Linked DNA regions of Mus musculus: regions 2 and 3 are each linked to region 1. The links are chromatin contacts, found by Hi-C or POLR2A ChIA-PET in ENCODE. All regions are on one chromosome and are shown on one strand. The core of a region is the stretch at or near the end of the contact, and the rest is flanking DNA. Distances in the headings are between cores, read along the strand shown. Region 1 holds the start of Donson (downstream neighbor of SON). Region 2 holds the start of Son (Son DNA binding protein). Region 3 holds the start of Cryzl1 (crystallin, zeta (quinone reductase)-like 1).

What was found. A loop is a pair of places that touch in the nucleus more often than their neighbours do. ChIA-PET counts read pairs that join two places held with the same protein, here RNA polymerase II (POLR2A).
Region 2: a loop to region 1 is called in a map of heart, with 4 times the contacts of the local background. The contact joins the promoter of Son here to the promoter of Donson in region 1. A Hi-C loop is called at or near these places in 12 of 37 maps with a recorded cell type or tissue (T-helper 1 cell, T-helper 17 cell, T-helper 2 cell and 6 more). POLR2A ChIA-PET finds 5 or more read pairs at or near these places in 4 of 5 experiments (Patski and embryonic stem cell).
Region 3: a map of heart shows a loop between it and region 1 (3-fold over the local background). The contact joins the promoter of Cryzl1 here to the promoter of Donson in region 1. A Hi-C loop is called at or near these places in 5 of 37 maps with a recorded cell type or tissue (T-helper 1 cell, heart and regulatory T cell). POLR2A ChIA-PET finds 5 or more read pairs at or near these places in 3 of 5 experiments (Patski and embryonic stem cell).

What each region holds. Positions count from the first base shown.
Region 1 is chr16:91,686,809-91,690,774 of GRCm38, forward strand. Donson (downstream neighbor of SON) reads right to left here and starts at 1,920. Exons shown (of 10, transcript NM_021720.1): 1 at 1,599-1,920; 2 at 987-1,067. The coding sequence starts at 1,904. Cryzl1 (crystallin, zeta (quinone reductase)-like 1) reads right to left here. Exons shown (of 13, transcript NM_133679.2): 12 at 3,896-3,941; 13 at 2,514-3,107. The coding sequence ends at 3,008. It overlaps Gm10785 (predicted gene 10785), which reads left to right and starts at 2,090. Exons shown (of 6, transcript NR_040389.1): 1 at 2,090-2,472.
Region 2 is chr16:91,645,685-91,649,367 of GRCm38, forward strand. It overlaps Son (Son DNA binding protein), which reads left to right and starts at 2,140. Exons shown (of 12, transcript NM_178880.4): 1 at 2,140-2,300. The coding sequence starts at 2,224. It overlaps Gart (phosphoribosylglycinamide formyltransferase), which reads right to left and starts at 1,288. Exons shown (of 22, transcript NM_010256.2): 1 at 1,200-1,288.
Region 3 is chr16:91,727,013-91,730,770 of GRCm38, forward strand. It overlaps Cryzl1 (crystallin, zeta (quinone reductase)-like 1), which reads right to left and starts at 1,790. Exons shown (of 13, transcript NM_133679.2): 1 at 1,546-1,790. It overlaps Itsn1 (intersectin 1 (SH3 domain protein 1A)), which reads left to right and starts at 2,359. Exons shown (of 39, transcript NM_010587.2): 1 at 2,359-2,587. It overlaps Gm46543 (a long non-coding RNA gene), which reads left to right. Exons shown (of 3, transcript XR_001781880.2): 3 at 1,507-1,569.

The DNA.
Region 1 (3,966 bases), core at 670-3,169:
TGGTCTCAAATGCAAAGATCCACTTGCCTCTGCCTCTAAGCCCACTTACATTCTTAGTATTTAAAAAGTATCTTGTAAGGCTCAGAACTACTGAGACAATAGTATAGAGACAACAGCTCTTTCTTTAGGCTTAGCCATCTTGGTAGAACTTTTAAAGGGTTTTAAAAACATTACCTTCAGTTTTAAAAAAAATACAAAGAAAAAACAATTATAGTCAACTAGCTGCACAAGTCCGTATTGTCCACTCCAGAAGGACTTCCTTAGGGAACATCATACAAAGATCCTGTCAGAGAAGCTGACTATGTGAACACTAGCATGAATCTTGGGCACTCTCAGCCTGTTCCCAGTGGGGAAAAATGCATCTACCTGTAACTATGAGCAAGGGAGGGCAGACTGTTTCTCAACTTGTGGGAAGTGTTGAGCTTGATCCCCAGCACAAAGCAGGCTTTGGCCACCAGAGCCCATGTCTAGTATCAAAACACCTGTATAGAAATAATCACTCTCAAGTTTCTCTTTTCTTCTCAGAGAAGGTTCTCATGTGTCCCAGGCTGGCCTCAACTGTCTCTGCATCTGAGGATGCTATCAAAGGCCTGGCAATCCCTCCTTCACTCCAGTGAGACAGCTCTAAGTGTACAGCATCATGTCCCATGTAATTCATGGAATTCCTGGGGATCCAGCCCTGAGGTCTTTGAACATTAGGCAAGCATTTTACAAACTGAGGTTCAGTCCCAGACTTTGAATTCATTCCTGGAACTCATTTTTTCAAGAGAAAAGCTTTTGAGAAGTATGTTTATTAGAATATACATTATATTCAGCCCTTTGAAAGTATTTCCTAGAGTGAGCCATTGAGATGGCTCAGAAGGTAGAGGCACTTGCTTCTGGCCTGCCTGACAACCTGAGTCCAATCCTTCTACTCACACAGTGGAGGGACTGGCCTCTACACACACAATTGTGGCACAAACTAGAAATGTAATTTTTAAAAGTACCTGGGACAGTTCCGTGCCAGTTCTTTCATGAGATGATGTGTCCTCCCACAGCAAGTTATTTTCTTCATTAGAATCTAGAAGCTGAGGTTAAGAAAAGAGTGGTCCTTTTAAAACCTAAGCGATGAGGGAATGTGAACTATGTAAGGGCTCACCTGGCACACCAGGTTCTCAGGAGAGTGAGTGGGAGCTCACATCCATACAGTACCATGTTTCATTGCAGATTTGTGCCTGAACTTATCTAAACGGGAGGAAAGGCCAGACTTTGACGCATTTAATAACTGATACAAAAATCTTAGACCAAAAGTTCCAAAAAAGCTTTATGAGTAAAACCAACATTTGTAAATTCTGACCCGATTTATCTTCAACAGTCCACAGTAATTTCAAGTGCCTGAGAAAAAGGTCTTGAAAGGATGGTGAGAAGGCAGATTCTGTGGCTTTCCATCACAGTTCGGAGGACTATTCGAGCCACCTTCCTGGGTATCCATCCCTAAGTCCTTCTTACAGGAGAGGGCAGCCACCCCCTCCCCCGCCCCAGCTCAGGACATCAGCCTGCGGCGGCTGTTCGCGCCCATTCCCACCCCTGACGCCCGGCTGCGGGACGCGGAGACTCACCGGGCCCGACGCCCCCTGAGGACCGCGGAGCGGCTCTTCGCTGGCCTCGTCCGAGACTCGCGGCCGGTTGTCCAGGCGAGCGAAAGGGTTCCTGCGGGCGATGGTCGCGGCGGCGCCTCCTCTGCCGCCGGCGGTCGGGAAGGGGCGCAAGGGCAGCCCAGCCGCCAGCGCGGCGCGGCGGGGCGCGGGCTCCGGCAGTGAGGCGGGCACGGCGGCACCATGGTCCCGAGACCTTTTCCGGCGGAGCCGCACGGTCTCAGGCGGCCTCTTGAAGCTAGGCGAGTAGCCGGGCACCGAGACAGCCATTGCGCAGCACCGAGGCAGCTCCGCAGCCCTGCCGGGGCTTCCCGCGCGCCCCGGCCCCGCCCAGACCCCGCGCTGCTCACGGACTGGAGGCTCCTGAGGCCCCGCCCCGCCACGGGCCCGCCCCGACGGAGCATGCGTGCCAGGCCGTGCCGCCCCGCCCAACAGATTTCCCGGTGGCCGCTTCCGGCCGGGCGCGCGCAGCTCGCGGCTCTCCTGCTGCGAGGTCGGCGTCGCTGAGAACGCGACGGCGGCGCGCGGCACCCGGTAGGGCTCGGAAAAGGGATTAACAGTACCAACTCGGCAGCGGGCGTAGTGTCAGCCCCGGGTACGGAGCATGAATGCACAGCAAACAACACATTGATTGGTGGTGATGGGCAGTTACTTCTCTCCGTGAGAAGCCGCAATATCATTCTGAGAGAGACGGTGATGGGCCGAGCTCAACACAGTACCCACGAGGGGGAAATGTCCGCCAGCTTCAGGCTAGCCGCAGGCCAACTCTTCCACCCTTGTCCCCAGTGCCCGACCACCGCAGCCCTCTATGCAAATGCCGTCACTACTACAGGACCAGGTACTATGATTCCGTATGATCTCGGAGAAATTCAGAGTGAATGAATATTTAAAAACATTTTAAATGCCAGTGGATTAGATACTTTGAAGTCGGAAAGTACAAATGCTAAAATAATGGCATCAACGGTTTGTTAAGGAAGGTGTTGAGAATGAAGTTGATAACAAAATCAAATGACGTTTGGTATAGCAAAAGCATGTGACAGATGTATTTGCTAGAATAGTGTAGCTTTTGCTGAAAGCAGTTTTCTTAATGGAAAGAATTTTATAGCAGAGGCAAAGTGTACAGATACAATAACTAAAAGAAGCTTTTGGAATGTCCCCTTCAGATGGTAAAAAAATTATCTGGATTGTTTGCACATTAATTTTGGAAGTATTTTTCAAATATGTCAAATAACCAAACATCTTACTGTGGCAGGAAAACAGGCTTAAAAATATAAAATCTTGCTTTATCGTCCTTGGTTTTTCTCAACAATTTCCAAAGAAAACTGGCTTCCCCCACTGGTGTGGGTGCATCCGACTGAGATCAGGGAAGAGAATTAAAATTGAACGACTTGCTTTTTTCTTTCTTGATTTTTCTGAACAACTTCCATGGAAACCTTTGCCTCATACAGTGGGATGGGCTCATCGAGCAGAGGCCTGAGGAGGGAAATGATTCGAGATGTCAGGCACAGGCACAGAGGAGCACAGCACGCAGGATGCAGTAGACCACACATTTGCTTATTTTCCTTTATCTAACACAAGCAGCTCGAGCCTTTAATCCCAGCACTGGCGAGGCAGAGGCAGGTGAACCTCTGCAAGTTGCTGGTCAGCCAGCCTGAGCTAGATAGCTATCTTAAAAAGAAAAATCCAAACAGAAATTACAAATGCATTCATTAATATTTCTGTGGCTTAAAGAAGTAGTAATTTCCCCCCTTTTCTTTCTTTTTTAAAACTGGGTTTGTCTTGTTAGCTAGCCCAGTATGGCCTCAGACTCATGACTCTTAGCCTTCCAAGTGCCTTGAATACAGCTGTGTGCCACAACACTGGGCTAAAAGTGTTTAGGTTTTGAAAGAAAAAATATACTACTCAGTCCCTTTATCTAATTCTTACTTTATAATTGATATAAAATCCCAATTTAAACAACCTTGTCAAGCTCTGAATTATTTCAAATTCTTTGGCTAGAGGGGAAGGAGAAAGGAGAGACACACAACAGAATGGGGGTAGGGGTGTGGGGGAGAAAAAGCACAAGATCCTCTCTCTGTGGCAATCCTCACAGGTGCACAAGCAGACACATTTTGAGAAACATGAAAGAACAGCTATTTGTCTACAGTGAATTAAAAAAAATATATACAAGTACTAGATATACCATAAAATTGGAATGAATACAAACTCTTTATGTCTTTGAGAATTGAAAAATGATGATTTAGTTTTTTGTTTTAGCATACCTGAAAACACCAGCTGATAACTTCTCCATCACATCTTTTAAGATACGTAAATGGAAGGATTGTTAAGGTTC
Region 2 (3,683 bases), core at 890-3,389, 41 kb before region 1:
AATGGGATCCAATGCCCTCTTCTGGTGTGTCTTCAGACAGTTACAGTGTACTCACATACATAAAATAAACAATTCTTTAAAAAAAAATATTGTATACTACAAAGTACCCAGAAATAGGAAGTACTAATTTGCTATGTGTTGTTACTTCATATACCTAATTGATACCTATTGCTTAGAATAGAAGCCTTGTGTTCAAATTCTAGCACCAATAAAAGGAGGGGGGGGAGCAAAGATATTATCAAGATATTTACTTATGTAGAAGATGGTTACGGAAAGAAGAAAACTGAAATATGTAAATTCTAAATTGATCCTTTACTTTGGGATTACATATTTAAGGAAAACCCAAGCAGACTGGTAAGGTTAAGAACACTTAGTTCTCTTGCAGAGGGCTGGGGTTTAGTCTCCCAGCACCCACAAGGTGGCTCACAAACATCCTAATCTGGGTCTGGAGACTGAATGCTTTCTTCCGGCTTCTTTGGGGCGTTCATTGTATGCACGTGGGCACAAACATACATGTAAGGGACAACGCTCCTACACATAAGATAGACTTTAGTTCAATTCTGTGTCATTTTCTTAGAGAAATAGCTGAAGCCATTAAACTTTTTAAAAAATCTAACTTGAATAAGAAAGCAGTGCAAGAAGACAATTTTCATTTTACTAGTCAGGATCTGTGAAATAGCAGGACTGGTCTCTTCACCAGCAGCGGCTGGGTGCCTGGGCTCCGGTGTCAAGGCCTTACTAGCCGGGAGACTCGGAGAGTCTTTTGTAACTTCTTGGGTGTCAGTTAACTAACAGGCAATTTATAGCGAGAACAAGAGAATAGGGTAAGGAGAGAATAAAAGAATCGGTTAAAACCACTTCCAAATATTTGTTTTGAAAAAGTAGAAACCAAATACGAAAGTGGTCCAGGTAAATGGTTAGTTACTGTGATAAAACTAGAGCGGATAAAAAAACCATCGGTGTACAGGGTCTGTCTTTACAAGGCAGAGATGCACAGAAACCTGGACCCGGCCTCAGAATTAGAAAGCTGGGAAAGAACTACCTGGCCGACCTCCATCAAGGCCGTGCAAAGCACGTGGGCTTTTCGCCAGTCACGCCAGTTTCGTTTCAAGAGTAGCACCGGTCGCTGAGGTTAAACCCATGGGTCAAAGCGTTTAGGCAGTCCACGCATCATCTTAAGAACTAAGGCATTCACGCACCTGCAAGCCCCGCCACGCAGCTCCGGCTCGCACCCGCCACTCGCACCCGCCGGAAGTTGGCCCGGGGAATCCAGCGCGCCCCGGCCTCTGCCCCGCCTCCGATGGACTCGGCTGCTCATTGGCCGCAGCCCGCCTAGGTCCCCGCCCGCGAGGCGACCCGTGGGGGTTCCTCCCGCCTTAGGGTGCGGTCGGAGCCCGCTGCCTAGCCGGGCTCAGAATCCCTGGCACCACGATTAGAGCTGATGATGCTCGTCAGGGGCTGTCACTTAAGGTCCCTGCGTTTACCCCAGAGCCTCCTACACTGGGGGCAGAGCCGAGGCTGCCTGACTGTGGCTGCTCACCAAGCGCCAGGGCGGAGCGGCCAGGGCTGGACTCCGGAGCAGCTCAAGCGCACTGCGTTTAGAACGCAGGTCGCTCAGACGCTCCAGCCTTTGCTAAAAACTACGCGAGGCCGGTTATAGCAAGCATCGAGGCAGAATGGGAATGGCTCCTTTCCAACTCATAGTGGGGACGCGGGACGGGGATTTCTTTCTCATGCACGTCTCCCTGACCAAAGTAAACTTGGCGCTTGCAACAAACGCGTTCGAGCTCCGTGCCGGACAAGCCGAGGCTTTTCTCGTCCCCCAGCTTTTTTTTTTTTCCATGGCCTCTAATCTCAGGCATTTACTCCCTATAGAAAGCCTCTTAGGAGTCCCCGCAGGCTGAGGGGATCAACAGCCGAAGCTGTCGCGGTCGCCTCGGGAGCGACTTCTCCTGTAATGGCGCCTGCGTCAACCACTAACATGGCGGCCGAGTTCGTGCGCGGCGCAAACGTCAGCAGCTCTACCCCGGCGGCTCAGAAACAGCGGAGGAGAGCGGGCCGGTGTTCGCTGATTGGCTCGTGGGTGGAGCGAGCCCGTGCGGACGCTCCCTCACGAGCCAATCAGGAAAGGGATAAAAGGAATTGGCCGCTGCGCCTCCTCCCGAGGCATGCTGGGAGCCTGGAGGACTAGCGAGGAGTAGTTGAGAGAACGGAGCGGACGCCATGGCGGCCGACATCGAGCAGGTTTTCAGGTCTTTCGTGGTCAGTAAATTCCGGGAAATACAACAGGAGCTTTCCAGGTAAACGCTTCCCAGACTTTTCTGCTCCTCGCGGGCTGTTAGGGCTTCATCTAGCCTCCCGTGGCATCTTTCACGGAACGCCGTCGTTTCTCGGCTCAGGCCCCGCTACGGCCCCGCCTGGGCCTGGGATCCATTTTCCGCCCCCCCCCCCACCCCCCCAGTTCCCCGTTCGTTCCTTTCGCGAAAGATCGTCTCTTCCGCGGTGTCGCACACGCCGTTTCTTTCTTCCAGTTAAGACGGTCACCTTTCCCTCGTTTGGACACCCCCTACCCTCCAGCTACTCGGAGGCCCGGCGTCCACCAGGGACGGGCCTAGTTCCCTTCCCAGCTCCTCCTCCGCCGCCGCCTTTCCCCTCCCCCTCCCCGCCTCCGCGCATTTCGCCGGCCGGTGTCTATGGCCGGAAAGGGTCTCTAACGGCCGCTTCTTGGGTAACCTTAAAACTTCTTTATTATTGTACGCTTGCGATCGTTTGGCCACCGCAGTCTATTTATTAGACGATTTGGGCCCCGGTTACTGCTCTGTGCTTCAGACCGGATTAGCACTCTTTTCACAGTTGTAAATTGAAACATCTCAGTTCGATGTAAGATACAAGATCAAATATTCGAGAGGATGATAGGAGGGGGCTTTGGAACTGCTGGATGCGTAATTTGATTGAGTAGAAAGTGGAGTATGTGTTATTTTTGTTATTTTTCCTTGCTACCCCGACTTAACGGACGGATTTTTGTCACTGCCAGTAGACTTCAGAGGTTAGCCTTGGTTCTCAGAATTTAATGTTGAAGAGATCTCCTCAGTTGTTTACTTAGGAAAATAGTGTGGGTTATGTTATAACTTAAGGAAATATTCAGAGGTAAATATTTTTTACTTTTATTTTTTAACGAATGGTTTAAGTTGAGAACAGAGCAATACATAAGTTAGAAAAATCATCTGATAAGCAGTTGTAAATTATATGCCCAAATTACCTGGGACTGTGGATAGAATAATGTTAATCATATTTTATTGCAGAAATTGTTTTTTTTTCAAGATAGGGTGTTTTTGTTTGTTGCTGTTTTTGTTTTCTTTCTTTTTTTTTTTTTTCTTTTTTGTGGACAGGCTCTAATGTCATGGCTTACAGCTTTGTAGCTGAAGCTGCCCTGTTGTCATCTTTCAATCAATGGTGGCGTCACAATTTTTTTTTTAAATAAAAATATTTATACACTGTGTTGCTTTTTAACATTTTGAGACATTGGGTATTTTTTTTTGTTTGTTTAATGAGATGAAACATAAACTAAGGGAATATCATTTTACCTGGAAACCTTTGATTTTTGAGTCAGGGTCTCACTAGGTAGTCCTGGCTGACTTAGAATTCACTGTGTAGATTAGGCCGGCCTTGCCCTAATAGGAATC
Region 3 (3,758 bases), core at 540-3,039, 40 kb after region 1:
TCTGCCTGCCCCTGCATCTCAAGCACTAGTCAAAGGCATGGGCCACCACCACGCCAGGCCAGGCAGCTGGATCTGTGTCTGCACCCTGCCTGTGTGCCCTGTGCCGTTGGATCACGAGAGGGCTTCAGATCCGCTGGAACTAGTGTAACAGAGGTGGTTACAGTGGCGAGCCCTGGTCCTCTGGGAGAGTACCAAGTGTCCCTACCCTGAGCCAGCTCTCCAGCCTTGGGCGGCTTGATTTTACACGGGGAGCACTGTTTCAAATATGAACACCTCATCTCCTTCTACATGTGGAGACAGAAGCGTGGGTGACATTAATTAGAAAAGCCAGTAATAATTGTACATTGCAGTGGCTGATGCCTAAGATTTACAACTCCCAAGAGACAGGACCCCGCAATAGGACGCAGGCTGCTGCAAGGACTGAGTGAGTATAGTACACAGCGCACACATTACGGAAGTTGGCTTTTTAATAAATATTACTTTCCCTGGTATTCTTGTAAGCTCAGTATCGTATTGTGAAAGTAGTTCTGAACCCATGTACTGAAGCAGCAAAGGGATGTCGCTGGCAATCACATGACTAACACTGCTGAGTTTGTGCAATGGTCTCTTGCATCATCTGGATTCGGAGAGCGGCGAATAGCCACAGGTGGCTACTCCGCACGTGAGTGGCGTGCCCTTAGGATGAGGGTACGAGGGTATGCTGCGAGGGTAAAACGCACAACAGATACACTGTCTCATTTAAATATCTGATTTCTTTAAAGGTTGAAATAATATTTGGATAAGCTGGTTTAAGAGAAACGTAAAATTAATTTCACGTGGTCTCTTCACTGTCCAAATGTGGCTCCCAGGAAATCTAAAAGCGTCTGGGTGCCTAGAACATCTGTCCTGGACAGGCAATGCAAAACTCAGCTACTGTGGACTGGCTATACTTGGCAGTTTGTTTAAAATGCCATATATAGATATATATATATAATTTTTAAAAAGCAAATGCAGACCACCAGGCCCAAATCCAGAATCAGTATCTGCACCTCCTCACGACCCTGGGATAATTCTTTAGTATGGCTCAAGTATGGCCGGCTCAATGAAGCAGGCAATTCCTGACCCAAGGCCCCATTACTGCGAACACCCACCCTTGTTTGCTTTAGGAAACCGCTTACTGGAAATGCAAAGAGAAGGATAAGAAGGGTGACAAGGGAAGTAGTAATAGAGACAGCATCAGAAACAGTGATAGGGAGAAGCTGGGGGCGGGGAGGACTCAACCCAGGAGAAAGGCAGTTCTAGACCTTTGCCTCCATAAACGCGGAGGAAGAAGCAAAGATCAGTCTACAATCAAAACCTAGCCAGGGTCAGGAACTGTCCGTCAAATCTAGTATTACCCGCCCCTCGGCGGCCTCGGCCAAGCTAGGCCTGAGCCAGGGCATCTCTGAGGTCGGCGTGTGATGCGAAGTACCAGTCTCCCCAGGGTTAGACAGCTCCTTCAGGCGTTTCTCCATTTTTCGCCCAAAGTCCCATTTCAGAGACACACATCGTTCTTCCCTGGCTCACCTGGCTCGGAGCAACCTCAACCGCCAGCGCCTTCGCCGCCGCCACCTTCCCAGTCCTTCTGCAGAGAGCCCGCCTTCTTGGGTCCAAACAGTACTGCCATTGGTCAGACTGCCCGTCACTACCGCAGGATGACCGATCTGGGGGAGGCTGTGACGAACGCCATGGCAACTGAACCCGGAACTACATCTCCCAGCATGCTGCTTCCCGTAGAGAGACGAGTCGCCGCCCCAGGGACCACCAATAAATGGGAGAAGTTGGGCGTTGCCAAGATGGGTTCCGTTTTATGCAAATTAGAGTAAAAGGCCACACCCTTCCTCATTCCAACCGTAACCCCTACCATCTTTCTTCAGTCTTTGTGTCTTTCGCCTTTCGTGCCCACGCTCTTTCTGCAAAACCTTCAATTTAGTTGAATGTATCCTAGCTACTGTCGCGCATAGAAAAGAGCAAAGCGCCAAATCGTGAAACAAAATCTCCGCACGCATAGAGCAGAAACCTCTAGTTACGCCTTCAAGGGACGAGACAAGGATGGGAGGGGAAAAAAGTGTGTGTGTGTGGGGGGGTGCTATCCAAACTACTTCATTGGTGTATCTCGTTGTCACTCTGTACACCTCTATTTCCTTTGGCTCCTTTCTTCTTTTTTGCCCACCTAGTGGGCGGAGTCATAGGAGAGAGCGAAGGCGTGGTCTCCGCCGTCCGATTGGCAGGCGGTTATCCCCGCCCATCTATGGGTGGGGCGGAGGGCAGGCTGTGGGCGGAGGGGCGGCGGCGGAGGGAGATGAGGAGTTAGGCGGGAGTGAGGGAGCGAAGGAGCGAAGGAGGGCGAGAGGAGTGGAGCGGCGCGGGGAGGGCGCGCAGCTTGGTTGCTCCGTAGTACGGCGGCTCGCAAGGGAGCATCCCGAGCGGGCTCCGGGACGGCCGGGAGGCAGGCAGGCGGGCGGGCGGGGATGGTGTGCGCGGCTGCGGACTCGGCGTTCCTCCGCGCGGCGTGCGGGCTGCACTGATTTGTGTGAGGGGCGGCCGCGCGCACCCGCCCGGAGATGAGGTGAGGAGCTGACGCGGGCGGCCTGGCGCGCGGGCGGGGGTCGGCGATGGCCGCCCCGGGGTCGGGTCCAGCGGCCGGGCGCGCGTCCCTGCGGCCGCCGTCGCCGCTCCGCCCGGTCTTTCTCATCCTCCCCGGGGGCAGCGGGGCGGGCGGGCCGCGGCGGTGGCGGCCGCGGGACGGGTTCGGGCTGAATGGGCGTCCGCAGCCACGGCCGGCGCTCCCGTGGGGGGCATCGCGGCGGGCGGTCCTTCCACCGCTGACCCCTCTGCCCTCGGCCGCCGGAGGGTGGCGGGCCGACCCGGCCTCCCGGGGATCCCGAGCTCGCGGGAGCCGCATCGCGCCGCCCGCGGGTGCCCCCGGCCTCGAGTCCCCGGCTCATCCTTTTTCTCTAGCGCCTGCTTGGAATACCCTGTCAAGTGAAGGGCGGTCAATGCCGTTTGGGCCGAAGTGGTGCGGCCGGGGCTGGCTCTGATGGCATTTAACAGAAAGCGGCTACCCTTGCAGCGGGCGTGCGTCCCCTTCTCGGCCGCTTCGCCCTCCTTGCGCACGCACTGACTCGGGTGTCTGCTGTGGACCCAGTGCATAATTGCGGTCCCTTCTTGGGGGTGGGGGGGGGCACCAGAAAATGCAATCCGGATTCCCAGAAAGAAAAAAAAGAAAAGAAAGAAAGAAAAGCAAGGAGGAGCTGGCTGGATCTCCCTTCACTTCTGTTTGCCTTTGCTTTGGAAGACAACTTCGCTGATCCTCTTGCCTATGAGCAGTCTTCTATTGTTGTGATTCAGACTACAGGCTTTGCTTTTGAAGGAATAGATTAGTGGCTTCTTGCTGCAGCTTGAGGGTGTAGAGGTATTTGGTAGCATCTTGAATGTGAAAGTTTGCGACTTTGCCCTCATCACTGCTTTTCGGAAAACAGAAGCAACCTGGAAATGTAAATGCATGCAGACTCTGGCCAGATGCGGTTCTTTTGTGTTTATCGGTTGGTATCTTTCTCTTGGTACTTCGTGGTCGGAAACACGGAGGATAAAAAAGAAAAAAAGAGTCTGATAAATAGCATAGATAGTGAAAGCATGGGAACAAATGCCCGTGGAAAATATCAGTTCTATTTTCAGGGAGGCCGGTTTACTAATCCCGCTGAATTGATGAAGAGAAAGGCTTGCTCATGGATTATGTA